Regions from separate parts of the Homo sapiens genome. Here region 1 is linked to region 2. Evidence: chromatin contacts called from ENCODE Hi-C or POLR2A ChIA-PET data. All regions are on one chromosome and are shown on one strand. Each heading gives the region's core, a stretch centred on a gene start or an enhancer-like site at or near the end of the contact. The rest is flanking DNA. Distances are from core to core; before and after follow the strand shown. Region 1 holds the start of LOC124904608 (a long non-coding RNA gene). Region 2 overlaps SHC2 (SHC adaptor protein 2).

What was found. A loop is a pair of places that touch in the nucleus more often than their neighbours do. ChIA-PET counts read pairs that join two places held with the same protein, here RNA polymerase II (POLR2A).
Region 1: a map of sigmoid colon shows a loop between it and region 2 (2.4-fold over the local background). The contact joins two enhancer-like sites. A Hi-C loop is called at or near these places in 2 of 168 maps with a recorded cell type or tissue (breast epithelium and sigmoid colon). POLR2A ChIA-PET finds 5 or more read pairs at or near these places in 2 of 52 experiments (HepG2 and PC-9).

What each region holds. Positions count from the first base shown.
Region 1 is chr19:482,859-489,443 of GRCh38, reverse strand. It overlaps LOC124904608 (a long non-coding RNA gene), which reads right to left and starts at 278. Exons shown (of 2, transcript XR_007067072.1): 1 at 1-278. It also overlaps a transcript of CIMAP1D not described here. RefSeq lists a silencer at 9-638 and an enhancer at 3,273-3,791. Within about 2 kb of position 3,848, at least 6 of the 41 ENCODE cell types and tissues checked have a DNase peak (open chromatin) inside an H3K27ac peak, as active enhancers do.
Region 2 is chr19:444,141-450,963 of GRCh38, reverse strand. All of the region lies in intron 1 of SHC2 (SHC adaptor protein 2), which reads left to right. Among named protein-coding and RNA genes, the nearest start is that of SHC2, 13 kb to the left of the region's middle. Within about 2 kb of position 2,968, at least 5 of the 41 ENCODE cell types and tissues checked have a DNase peak (open chromatin) inside an H3K27ac peak, as active enhancers do.

The DNA.
Region 1 (6,585 bases), core at 2,599-5,098, 38 kb before region 2:
GGGCTGCGAGGGCGGGTCGGGCGTAGAGGGTCTGGCTGGGAGGGCGGGTCAGAGGTCGGGGCCGCGGGCTGCGAGGGCGGGTCAGAGGTCGGGGCCGCGGGCTGCGACGGCGGGTCGGGAGTCGGGGCTCGGCCTGCGAGGGTGGGTCAAGGGTAGGGGGTCCCGGTCGGGGCCGCGCTCAGCACTCAAAGCGCCGCCATCCCTGCTGATGACATTCTCGACCCGCAGGGCGCAGCTGACCAGCCGCTCCCCCTCCTTTTCCGCGGGTGCAGCTCACTGGCCCTGCCACTGCGCGCGCACCCACCCCGCCCACAGCTCCCGGCAGCTCCCGCGCGGCCCCCGCAGCTGAACCACAACTCCCGCCATGCCGCGGAGCGCGGGGCGCCGGGGCGTGTGGCCCACAAGGCTTTGCGCGCTGGCGGGGCCGCTCTAGCCCGCGGTCCTCCGAGTTCGTGGCGGGCTGATGCGGGCTTGGGGCGGGCGGCGCGGACGCCCTGGCGGCTGTCTCGCCCCGTGGTCGGTCTCCTCGCGTTCCCACTGCGGGGCGCCCCGGCTGCCCTTGCGTGGGGCCCGGCACGGGGCGGCCGAGGGGGCGTCCCCGCCGCGAGTCTTCCAGCGCGCTGGTCCCGGGAGGCCTGGCCGTTCGCCCAAGGAGCCTGGTGTCCCCGGGCGGAGACTGGGAAGCCGGGTCCTGTTCCCCGGCGCTGGGCTCGCTGCGGGGGTCGGGGCCGCAGGGCCCGGTCGGGGATCCAGGTTCCGGGACGCGGATTCTGGAGTAGGGGCTGCGGGGCTTCCGGCCCGCTTCGCGGGTCAGGGTCACCGGGAGGCCGTGGTTGCGTTGGGGGTACCCGGACGTCAGTCCCAGCAGCGCGAGGGACGAGGGCGCTCGTTAGTTCCACACTGATTTACTTGTTATTTTTTTGAGACGGAGTCTCGCTCTGTCGCCCAGGCTGGAGTGCAGTGGCGCCATCTCGGCTCACCGCAAGCTCCGCCTCCCGGGTTCACGCCATTCTCCTGCCTCAGCCTCCCGAGTAGCTGGGACTACAGGCGCCTGCCACCACGCCCGGCTAATTGTTTGTATTTTTAGTAGAGACGGGGTTTCACCGTGTTAGCCAGGATGGTCTCGATCTCCTGACCTCGTGATCTGCCCGCCTCAGCCTCCCGAGGAGCTGGGATTACAGGCTTCAGCCACCAAGCCCGGCCTTTTTTTTTTGTATTTTTAGTAGAGATAGTGTAGCAGGAAGAGCCGCAGACAAAACTCCTCAGACACCCAGTTAGAGAAGGAAGCGGTTTATTCGGCCGGGGCCATCGGCAAGACTCCTGTCCCAAGAGCCGAGCTCCCCGAGTGAGCAATTCCTGTCCCTCTTCAGGGCTCACAACTCTCAGGGGGTCCGCGTGAGAGGGTCGTGATCGATTGAACAAGCAGGGGGTACGTGACTGGGGGCTGCATGCACCGGCAATCAGATCGGAACAGAACAGGACAAGGGTTTTCACAGTGCTTTTCCATACAATGTCTGGAATCTATAGATAACGTAACCCAGTAGGTCAGGGGTCGCTCTTTAACTACCAGGCCCAGGGCACAGCGCCGGGCTGTCTGCCTGTGGATTTCATTTCTGCCTTTTAGTTTTTACTTCTTTCTTTGGAGGCAGAAATTGGGCATAAGACAATATGAGGGATGGTCTCCTCCCTTAATAGAGTTTCACCATGTTGGCCAGGCTGGTCTCGAACTCCTGACCTCAGCTGATCCCCCCTGCCTCATGCTTGTTATTATTTTGACACAGGGTCTCACTCTGTGGCCCAGGCTGGAGCGCAGTGGTGCGATCTCCACTCACTGCAACCTCCGCCTCCTGAGCTCAAGCAATCCTCCCGCCTCGGCCTTCCAAAGTGTTGGGACCACAGGCACACGTCATGCGCCCTGCCAGCACATCTTTATTGAGTGCCTGCTGTATGCCAAGCGTTGTTTTAAGTGCCAAGGAGACAGCAGAGTGCAAGGTGGGCTGACCTCGGCCCGAAGGAGCTTACATTCTAGTGAGCAGCAGGGAAGAGAGACCATGAGCCAGGCTAGTTATGCCATAAACCTCGGGCATAATACCGAAGTGGTGCTGTGCGGAGAAATGTTGAACAGCTGGCTCTCCAAGGGAAAAGGCCCTCACTTGCAGCGCACGCCGCCCCCTGTGTTGTAAATACTCCCATCGTGGCTGCCAACATGAGCCAACCAGCTCACAGATCGCCGCGAACTTCACAGTGGGCTCAGGAGCTGGCATGAGCAGCTCCAGCCGCCGCTGCAATAGGTGAGGCGTGGAGAGTGCTGCTGGGAAGAAGGAAAAGGCAGGGAAGGGGGCAGGCAGCATGATGATAGGCAGGTTGCAGGATCAAATCTGTGGTCCCGATAGGCCGGGCATGGCGGTTCACACCTGTAATCCCAGCACTTTGGGAGGCTGAGGTGGGCGGATCACTTGAGGTCAGGAGTTTGAGACCAGCCTGGCCAACATGGTGAAACCCCATCTCTATTTCTTTCCTTCTTTTTTTTGAGATGGAGTCTTGCTCTGTCGCCCAGGCTGGAGTGCACTGGCACAATCTCGGCTCACTACAAGCTCCGCCTCCCGGGTTCACGTCATTCTTCTGCCTCAGCCTCCTGTGTAGCTGGGACTACAGGCGCCTGCCACCACGCCTGGCTAATTTTTTGTATTTTTAGTAGAGACGGGGTTTCACTGTATTAGCCAGGATGGTCTCGATCTCCTGATCTCGTGATCTGCTCGCCTCAGCCTCCCAAAGTGCTGGGATTACAGGCGTGAGCCACCGCTCCCGGCCCCATCTCTATTAAAAAAGACAAAAATTAGCTGGGTGTGGTGACGGGCGCCTGTAATCCCAGCTACTTGGGAGGCTGAGGCAGGAGAATCGCCTGAACCCACCAGGCGGAGGTTGCAGTGAGCCGAGATTGCGCCACTACCCTCCAGCCTGGGTGATAGAGCAAGACTCCATCTCAGAAAAACAACAGAAACAAAAAATCAATCAATCAATCAGTGGTCCAAGGAAGATCCTGGAGGTGGAGAGATTTGAGCAAGGCCTTCCTGGAGGGGGAGGGAGTTGGACCGGGTGTATCAGGCAGAATGTACGGTGAGTGCAGAGGCTGAGTCCGGAGGGACCAACGCAGCCAGAGAGGGCAGGAAGGACCTGGGCTTGTAGGACCTTGCAGGCTACAGCAGAGCCCACTAGGACCCCTCTCCAGCCCCCCAAATCCTCGGAATACAAGCCCTTCCTTCCTCTGAGCTTCGGTGTCCTCGTCTGTAACATGAGGACTTGCCAGGCATGGGCTGGGTGCCCAGCAGAGCCTGAGAGCTGGTCCTGTCCTCACTGTCCCACGGGGACAGCAGGCTCTCTCTGGATGAGGATGGAGGGGAGCTGGCAGGTTCTCTGTGTCCTTGCGGGAAGAACAAGCCTTCCTTGTTAGAGTCTCCCGGGAACAAAGGGGCGGGCAGCAGCAGGGCGCGTGAGTCTGAGTCAGGGGGCTGGCCGCCGGACAAAGGACAGCAGTGAGCAGCCTCAGGGAAGTGGGGAGTGGCAGATCACGGAGGCTGGGAGCATGAGCTGACCCTGGACGGGCCGGTGGCAGCAGCCACAAACACCTGGCCTCCCCCTCTCCTGCTGTGCCGTGTGCCAGGGACACAGAAACAGCAGGTCATCGGAGGAACCCGGCCTCCTGGGAGCTGCCTCCCAGCTGTCGCACCCTCATCTGCAGCCGGAGGATGTGTTTTAGGAAAGAATGTCGGGAACTTGGGGCTGGCACCGTGGCTCACACCTGCCCTCCCGGTGCTTTAGGGGGCTGAGGTGGGAGGATCGCTAACCCCAGGAGGTCAGGGCCGCCTCATTCCCACCATTCTCTGATCACCCTTCTCCACCGTCAGTGAGCTGTGATCGCGCCAGCCTGGATGGTGGAGTGAGACCTTGTCTCTAGAGAAAAGAACGGTGGGACTTGGATCGGCAGCAGCCACAGCAGTCATGTCTGTCATCTGGACTATTGTAGAGCTTCATTCCACTCACTGGCTCAGCAGGCACTCACTGCGCACCTGTTCTGGGCAGGCGGTGTTTGGGATGCCCAGGGCGCCACGGGGCTCGGGCACGCCCGGCTCCTGCCTCTTCGTGTTCCTATGTGAGCACGCGTGTGTGTGCGCGCCTGCCTGTGTGTGCCTCATCGTGCGCACCCACGTGGTGTAAACGTGCACCTGTGTGTGTGTGTGTACGTGTGTTACGTGGTAGAGCACGGCAATGACCCTCCATAAACAACTAAGCAGGTCAGCAGGGTCCTCCGCTGGGTTGAGGTTGCACCCGCCCTTCCAGGACCCTCCCCTCCTCTCACTCCCCTTCACCCCACAGCGTCTCAGAAAATCTTGTGAGTTCTGCCTTCAAGACAGGCCCAGAACCCACCCACTCCTGACCATCCCACAGCAGCCCCCAGCCCAGGCCCCGTGGTGCCCACCTGGGCTGGTGTGCTCGCCTCCCCCGGGCTTCCCTACCCCCACCTTCCTACCCTCAGTCGATTCCTTCAAACCCAATTCAGGCCGTGCCCTCCTCTGCTCCAGCAGAGGCCTCCGTGGCTCCCACCCTGCTCAGGGTAAAACCCTGTGTCCTCTCCGTGTCCTCAGGGCCCTTCACGACCTGCTGGGTCAGCCCCGCCCTCCCTCCTCCTGCTCTCCCCTCCTCACCCTGCGGCAGCCACCCTGGCCTCCTCCTCGCTCCTCCGCCTCGCCAGGTGCGGTCCTGCCCCAGGGCCTTTGCACAGCGGTGCCCTCCCCAGACACCCCGTAGATGTCTGCACAGCTGGGCATCCCTTAGAGGTCCTGACTTCCTCCAGGCCTTTGCTAACGTTTCACCTCTTCAGGGGGCCTTCCTGGCCACCGTATGTGAAGACCCAACTCTGCTCTGAGGTTTCCTTTCTGTGATCACGTCACTGCACACTCCAGCCTGAGCACAGAATGAGACCCTGTGTCAAAAATAAAACAAGAGGCCAGGCGCGGTGGCTCATGCCTGTAATCCCAGCACTTTAGGAGGCCAAGGCGGGCGGATCACCTGAGGTCAGGAGTTCGAGACCAGCCTGACCAACATGGAGAAACCCCGTCTCTACTAAAAATACAAAAATTAGCCGGGCGTGGTGGCGCACACCTGTAATCCCAGCTACTCAGGAGGCTGAGGCAGCAGAATCGCTTGAGCCCGGGAGGCAGAGATTGTGGTGAGCCAAGATCGCGCCATTGCACTGCAGCCTGGTGACAAGAGTGAAACTCTGTCTCAAAAAAAAAAAAAAAAAAAGAAAAAGAAAAGAAAAGAAAAAAATAAATAAAACAAGAGAGACATGTGTTCACAGCATTATTTGCGGTTGTTCCGAGCTAGAAGCAGCCTAGAAGCTCTGAGTAAATCATGGCATCTTCATGGGATGGAACGTTGCCCAGCAACAGAAGTGAGTGATGGACAGCTGTCACCCACACCAGGACTGATCTCACAGGCAGGGTGGGAGGTCTCATGAGTGCACCGTCCCCTTCCCGTGCCGCACAGAAGAGGCAAAGCGGGGCCTGGCTTTACAGGCAGGATGGCGGCTGACAGGTAGAGGGAAGGAAGATGGCTGCAGGGGCTTCCGGGGAGCTGGGGACACAGTGTTGATCCCAGAGCCGGCCCCATGGGGATTGATTGATCCCAGAGCTTCCGGGGACCCATGAGAGGAAGAGCTGATGGCTCTCTGCTGCAGGGTCTTCCGCAGGCCCTGTGGACATCCCAGGTGGGGTGGTCCCGGCCACTGCAGGGTGCCTAGCGGCATCCCTGCCCCCACTCACCCCATGCCAGGAGCTCCCCCAGTCGTGACGACCACAGGTGTCCTTGGACACTGCCCAGCGTCCCCTGGGGGCAATCACCTGGGTTGGGAACCCCTGGTCTGTTGATTTCAGCCCACCATGATCTCATAGCTCCGTGTCACTGGAACGAGGGTGAGCCTGCATGCCTGGGGGAGTGGTGAGGGAACTCAGGCAGGTGGAGGTCTGTCGGGGAGGAGCCTGTGCTAGACGCAGTGGCAGCCAGGATGGGCGTCTGTAGGGCTTCCCATGGTCATGTCTGAAGAGCTGGCTCTGGCTGACATAGAGTGGCCTTTTGGGGCTGGGAGAGGCGTCCCAGGGATCCCTGAGGAGGTGGGGGTGGGTGTTGGGGGGGGATGGGGCCCTGGACTGGGCCGTGGCTGTGAGGTGGAGAGCAGCAGTCAGCTGCTGAGTGGGCTTTGGATCCAGGAAGCGGCCCCAGGGGTTTGGATCCAAGTCAGCATGGGTCTGGAGGTGCCATTTGCTGGAGTGAGGGAAGGCTGGAAGAGGATGTTTGAATGATAAGGGGCCAGATGCCCTTGTCTTCAGAGTGACCCTGTGGAGTCAGGCTGACATATGCCCGTTTTTCAGAGGAGGAAACACATGCACAGTGGTGCAGTGATTCATCAGGGACCACACAGTGTCTAATCCAGAAACCCTGGTTCATGGGCGCAGGAGGTCTGCCTGGGAAGTTCACTGCAGGAAATTGTAAAGGAGGTGAAGTGGGAATAGCCTCGGTGCCCGTCGA
Region 2 (6,823 bases), core at 1,719-4,218:
GGCTATGGTATGGCCATCCACACGCTGAAATATGACATGGCCACGGCATGGCCATCCACACGCTGAAATATGATGTGGCCACGGCGTGGCCATCCACACGCTGAAATACGGCACAGCCATGGCGTGGCCATCCACACACTGAAATATGACGTGGCCACGGCGTGGCCATCCACATGCTGAAATATGACAATATGATGCGGCCAAGGAAAGAAACGAGGCTGTGACCCAGGCATGAGTGGATCAACACAGTGTGGCCATCCACACGCTGAAATACGACGCGGCCAAGAAAAGGAACGAGGCTCTGACCCAGGCCACGGCACGGACGGACCTTGAGGATGTCTCACTCGGTGAGAGACTCCAGACACAGAAGGACAAGCTTTGTGCAATTCCACCCATCAGAGGTCCCCAGAGCCATCAGATTCACAGAGACAGAAAGTAGGATGGGGCTGGGGAGGGGACGGGGAGTAAGTGTTTTGTGGGGTCAGTTTGAGTTTGGGAAGATGAGGACGTTCTGGAGAGACGGTGGTGGTGGCTGCACAGCCACGGGAATGCGCTGAGTGCCACTGAACCGTGCGATTAAAGACAGTCAAAACTCTAAATTTTATGTTATGTGTGTTTTACCACAATAAAAAAGCAAGCACACGAAAACGCGCCACTCTCTTGCGTCATGGGCCACGTGGAGTTAGGTTGGAGGCGTGTGGCAGTCATGGAAGGCTTTCCCCACAAGATGCCTGGAGGAAGCTCCGAGGCCCTGGGGACAGTTCGGTGTCATTGTGAGTCCCCCCCCTCCTGTAGCGCCGGCTGCCCAGCCTCGCGATGATGGCCAACAGGGCCCCACATTTCCGCGGCACCCCCAGGGCAGCACACACCCCTCGCCCCTGTGGAAAGCCATGGCCAGGGGCACTGACGGGGGCTGTGGCCAGTGGGAGGGGCGTCCTCCTGGCCAGGGGTGGAGGGCGGCACTGGTCAGCGTGGCGCAGGGTGTCAAAGAAATTTGCCTTTAAATAGTTTCAACCTTAGATCAAAGAAACAAGAACAGTAGACTACGTAGAGCTTTTGTAAGTTTGGAATTCTATTGAGACGAAAAGTTCCAAAGAAGACTAGTACAAAGAGTTCCCATGTGTCATTCACCTAGACTGGCCGATTATTAACATCTTGCCTCATTTATTCTGTCTGTATAAATTATTATTATTATCATTATTGAGACACGGTTTTGCTCTCGTTGCCCAGGCTGGAGTGCAATGGCGCAATCTCGGCTCATTGCAACCTCCGCCTCCCGGGTTCAAGCGATTCTCCTACCTTAGGCTCCCACTGTATAAATTATTATTATTACTGTCGTTATTATTGATGAACAATTGAGAAAGTCTGCAGCCGTGATACCCCTCTACCCTCAAACACGCTAGGGTATATAGTCTAAGGACAAGGATTTTCTCCAGCATAGCTATGGTATGATTAACAAAGTCAGGAAATGTACCGTTACAATCCTGCGATCACATTTTCAGTGCGTATTCAAATGTGACCAGTTTTCCCAACGGTGTCAGAGCAACCTTTATTTTCCCATCCCACATTGCATTTAGCCATCCTGCCTTTTTTTTTCTTTTTTTGAGACAGGATCTCGCTCTGGATCATCCAGGCTGGAGTGCAATGGTGCCATCTCAGCTCACTGCAACCTCCGCCTCCTGGGTTCAAGCGATCCTTGCACCTCAGCCTCTTGCTGAGACCTCCCAGGCTGCTGGGACCACAGCTGTGTGCCACCACGCCCAGCTAATTTTTATTTTATTTATTTTAATTTTTTAGAGACAGAGTCTGGCTCTGTCGCCCAGGCTGGAGTGCAGTGGCACCATCTCGGCTCACGGCAACCTCCACCTCCTGCGTTCAAGCGATTCTCCTGCCTCAGCCTCCCGAGTAGCTGGGACTACAGGTGTGCACCACCATGCCTGGCTACTTTTTGTATTTTTGTATTTTTTTTTTTTTGTAGAGACGGGGTTTCACCATGTTGCCCAGGCTGGTCTTGAACTCCTGAACTCAAGCCGTCTGTCTGCCTCGGCCTCCCACAGTGCTGGGATTAGAGGCGTGAGCCACTTGCCCCGTCCGTCCTGTCTCTTTTACCACCTTTAGCCTCACAGTTGTTCCGTCCTGGGATCCATGGAGCCAGTAGTGTTGAAGAGTGCACACCGGCTGCTGGGCTGCCGTCCCTCAGTTTGTGTCTGCCTGGTGTTTGCCTGCAGTTGAGTCGAGGTTGTGTTTTTGGCAGGACGCACAGAGGGGTGCTGTGTTTTCCCAGCCCTTCGTGTCAGGAGGCCCCCGGGTGCTGGTTTGTCCTGATACTGGTGCTGGAGACTTTGATCACCTAGTGTCCTGGGGCGAACGGTGTTCCCCAAAACTCACGTCCTTATTTGGAAAAGGTCCTTTGCAGACGTGGTTAGTTAAGATGAGGCCACACTGGAGTTACTGAAATAGGGTGGGGCCTAAATGCAATGGCTCGTGTCCTCTAAGAAGAGGGAAATCTGCACAGAAGGAGACAGCTGTGTGGAGGAGGCAGAGATGGAGTAACACGGCCACAAGCCCGGGACGCCGGGAGCCCCCAGAAGCTGGAAGAGGCAGGAAGGACCCTCCCCCGGGGCTTCAGAGGGAGCGAGGCCCTGCCCGCAGCTTGACCTCAGACTCCCGGCTCTGGGACGTGGAGAGGATCCGCTCCCGTGGCCCCCAGGTGTGGCCTTTGCTCACGGCAGCCCTGGGAAATGAATGTACTTGGTGAAGGTGACTTTTCTCCCCCGTAAAGCTCTGTTTATTTCCCTTATAATGAGGAAGATCTGCGGGGACTCGTGGAATTGGGACTCGGGTGCATGGGGACGTCGCAGTGCACGCCCCGGGAGCCACTCGCAGGCCAGGCCGTGCACGTTTCCAGCCCAAGCGCTGCCTGCGGCCTCCCCAGCCCTGGCCCCGGCATCCGGTCTTCCTTCCCTGGAACGTGATCTGGGGAGACAGATGTTGACACTGTGCAGACATCCTGGCTCCCAGCTCCCAGCAAACCTTCACGCACTGGTTTTAGCAAAACCTTAGGGTTCTTGTGTGAATGGACACTTTTCATTTTATTAATATATTTATTTTAATGGAAAACCAGGGAGTTATGGTTGCAGTGTGAAGTTTCCTCTTTTTCTCATATAATTTTTTAATTTTTTTTTTAGATGGAGTTTTGTTCTTGTCACCCAGGCTGGAGTGCAGTGGTGCGATCTCGGCTCACCGCAACCTCCGCTTCCCAGGTTCAAGTGATTCTCCTGCCTCAGCCTCCCGAGTAGCTGGGATTACAGGCATAAGCCAACATGCCCAGCTAATCTTGTATTTTTAGTAGAGACGGGGTTTCACCATGTTGGTCAGGCTAGTCCTGAGCTCCTGACCTCAGGTGAGCCGCCCGCCTCGGCCTCCCAAAGTGCTGGGATTGCAGGCCTGAGCCATTGTGCCCGGCTCTCATGCAAATTTTTGAAAAAGCAGATATAATTCGCATACCCTAATCCCAACTGTTTAAACTGTGCAGGGCGGTGTATTTAGTGCAGCCACACGGTTCTGCAACCCTCACCCGTGTCTAGTTCCAGGACGCTCCCGTCAGGCAAAATGGAAACTTATCGCCTGCCCTCAGCCGTCCCTCCCCTCCACCCCCTCCCCATCCCCGGCGCCCACGCGTCCCCTTCCTGCCTCTGTGGATCGGCCTGTCTTGGCCACTTCATAGAAATGGGATCACACGCTGTGTGGCCTTTCCTGTCCGGCGTCCTCACGGTGCGTCCGTGCCATGGCCCGTATCGGAGACTTGCTCCTTTTCACGTCTGGGTCACGTTCCAGAGTGCGGATGGACCCCACTGCATTTATCAGTTCATCCGTTGATAGATATTTTAGTTGTTTCCTGCAATTTCCTTTAAAAAGTAAACGCAATTATGTTTGTAAGTGGAGTTTATTTAGAAGGAAAATACCAAGTAAATGACATCGATACAGACCATGGCAAAGCCTATGAGGTGGGTCCCGGTGGCTGGCGTGGGCGGTGGCGGAGACTCGGACGGTCTCCCAGGCTGGGAGTGCAGACATGGGGACCTCGGCTTGTATCTGCCCTGGCCTGCTGCGTGCGTGAGGCCGGCCAGGTGCCATCCCCTCTCTGGGCTTCGGTTTACTGACTTGTACAGTGGCTCCTTCCCTTAACGTCCTGGGGTGGGTTCTGGGTCATGCCTTCTCTCTGGGCCTCAGTTTCTGAATTTGCAAAGGGGAAGGTTGAATGTGAAGCCGCCAGGGCTCCTCCCCATCTTCTGTGGGAGGGTCCCGGGGCTGCCACCACAAACCACCACAAACTGTGGGGCTTAAAACAACACAGACAGCCGGGCGCGGTGACTCACGCCTGTAGTCCCAGCACTTTGGGAGACCGAGGCGGATCACAAGGTCAAGAGATCGAGACCAGCGAGGCCAATATGATGAAACCCCGTCTCTACTAAAAATACAAAAATTAGCCGGGCGTGGTAGTGGGCGCCTGTAATCCCAGCTACTCAGGAGGCTGAGACAGGAGAATGGTGTGAACCCGGGAGGCGGAAGTTGCAGTGAGTCGTGATCGCACCACCGCACTCCAGCCTGGCGACAGAGCAAGACTCCGTCTCAAACAAACAAACAAAAACCCCAAAAACAAAACAAAACACACACACACACAAACATAGACTTGTTCTGTCACAGTTCTGGGGCCCAACGTCCGAGCCAAGGTGTGGGCAGGGCTGGTTTCTGCTGGAGGCTCTGAGGGAGGCTCTGTCCCAGGCCTCTCTCCCGTGTCTGGTGCCTGGGGGCCGGCCTTGGTGTCCTCGGCTGCACACGGCCCCTCCCTTCTGTGTCTCTGTCTCTCAAATCTCCCTCTGTGCTTGTCTTTTTTTTTTTTTATTTTGAGACAGACTCTCCCTCTGTCACCCAGGCTCGAGTGCAGTGGCGTGATCTTGGCTCTCTGCAGCCTCCGCCTCCTGGGTTCAAATGATTCTCCTGCCTCAGCCTCCCAAGTAGCTGGGATTACAGGCATGCAACCACCACGCCCAGCTAATTTTTTTATTTTTATTTTTATTTTTGTATTTTCAGTAGAGTTGGGGTTTCTCCATGTTGGCCAGGCTAGTCTCAAACTCCTGACCTCAAGTGATCCACTCACCTCGGCCTCCCAAAGTGCTGGGATTACAGGCGTGAGCCACCGCGCCCGGCAAAAATGTGTTTTTTAAGACATGGTTGTGCTCTGTTGCCCAGGCTGGAGTGCCGTGGTGCCATCACAGATCACTGCAGCCTCAACCTCCTGGGCTCAAGCCATCCTCCCACCTCAGCCTCCTGAGTAGCTGGGACCACAGGCCCACACTCACCATGCTCAGCTAATTAAAAATTTTTCTTTTGTAGAGATGAGGCCTCATTACATTGCCCAGGCTGGTCTTGAACTCCTGGCTTCGAGACAGCCTCCCACCTAGGTCTCCTGAAGTGCTGCGATTACAGGCATGAGCTGCTGTGCCAGGCCTAGAAATTTATTTCTCACGGTTCTGGAGGCTGGGAGGGCCACGATCGAGGCGCCGGAAGATTCAGTGTCTGGCGAGGGCCTCTTTACAGAGGGCCGTGTTCTCCTGTGTCCTCACGTGGTGGAGGGCTGGGCTCTGTCTGGGGTCTCTTTTATAAGGGCACTGATCCCAGTCCTGAGGGTGGAGCCCTCATAGCCTCCTCACCTCCCAAAGGCCCACCTTTAAATACCCTCACAGTGGGGCATAGGTTTCCACAGAGGGATTTTGAGGGGGGCACAGATATTCAGCCCTAGATCGATATTTACAAACTGGGAGAATTTCACAGAAAAGCCCTGAATTTCTGGTCTCTTTTTTAAAAAAGCACATGGCCGGCAGCACTGGGCGCCGTGGAGCGTGGGACATGCAGTGAGCTGAGGTCCCCGCCTCTTCCCGTCGTGCAGGGGGAGCAGTGCAGATCCTGGAGCCCAGGGGTGTGGGTTCAGGACCCAGCTCTGCGGGCCGTGTGGCCCAGGAGGTCAGTCACCCTCCCACCCGGGCCTGTTTCCCGAGGGGCCATTGCTGCCCATGGCATGTGGATTTGCGTGGAGTGGATTAACAGACCACGTGCACAGTGTGTCCACAGCAGAGCCTCACACGTGACAAGCGCCCTGAGTTAGCGAGGTGTTGGTATCATTACCGGATCTGCGTGCAGTGGATTAAAGGATGCTGTGCACAGCGTGTCCGCAGCAGAGACTTACACGTGACAAGCGCCCTGAGTTAGCGAGGTGTCGGTATCGTTACTGCATTGCATCCTACCTCGTGTGTTTACCTGGCTGATCCTGAAGGCTGTAGGCATCTGAGTTTGCAGTCCCTGTTCTCAACCGAATAGGATATTGCATTTCCTCTCGTGAGCTGCCGTGGGCCACAGAGGGTTTGCCCCCCACCTCCCCCGTGCACTAGGCTGGTGTCCCCACAACGGGACCCATGGACCACACAGTTCAGGGTTTCAGCCGCACAACCGGAGTGGGCTACGTGTTAATAAGGGGGCAGGTAAGGGAATGAGAATCCCTCACCCTATGGCCCTGTAGCGCCAGACACTGGCACAGACATCATCCCAGAGGCACATGCTCTGCCTGAGAGAAGACAGCCATTGAGCAGCCAGCATCCCACCAAAGCTGCCTCCTCAGTGGGAGAATCCAGTGCTAGGGACAGGGACCATGGCTAATTCCTTTAGGTATGACCTGTCTACTACATGCCTAGAGTCCATTCATCTGTTCATCCATTCATCCATCTACTCATCCACCCACCCATCCATCCATCCATTCATCCACCCA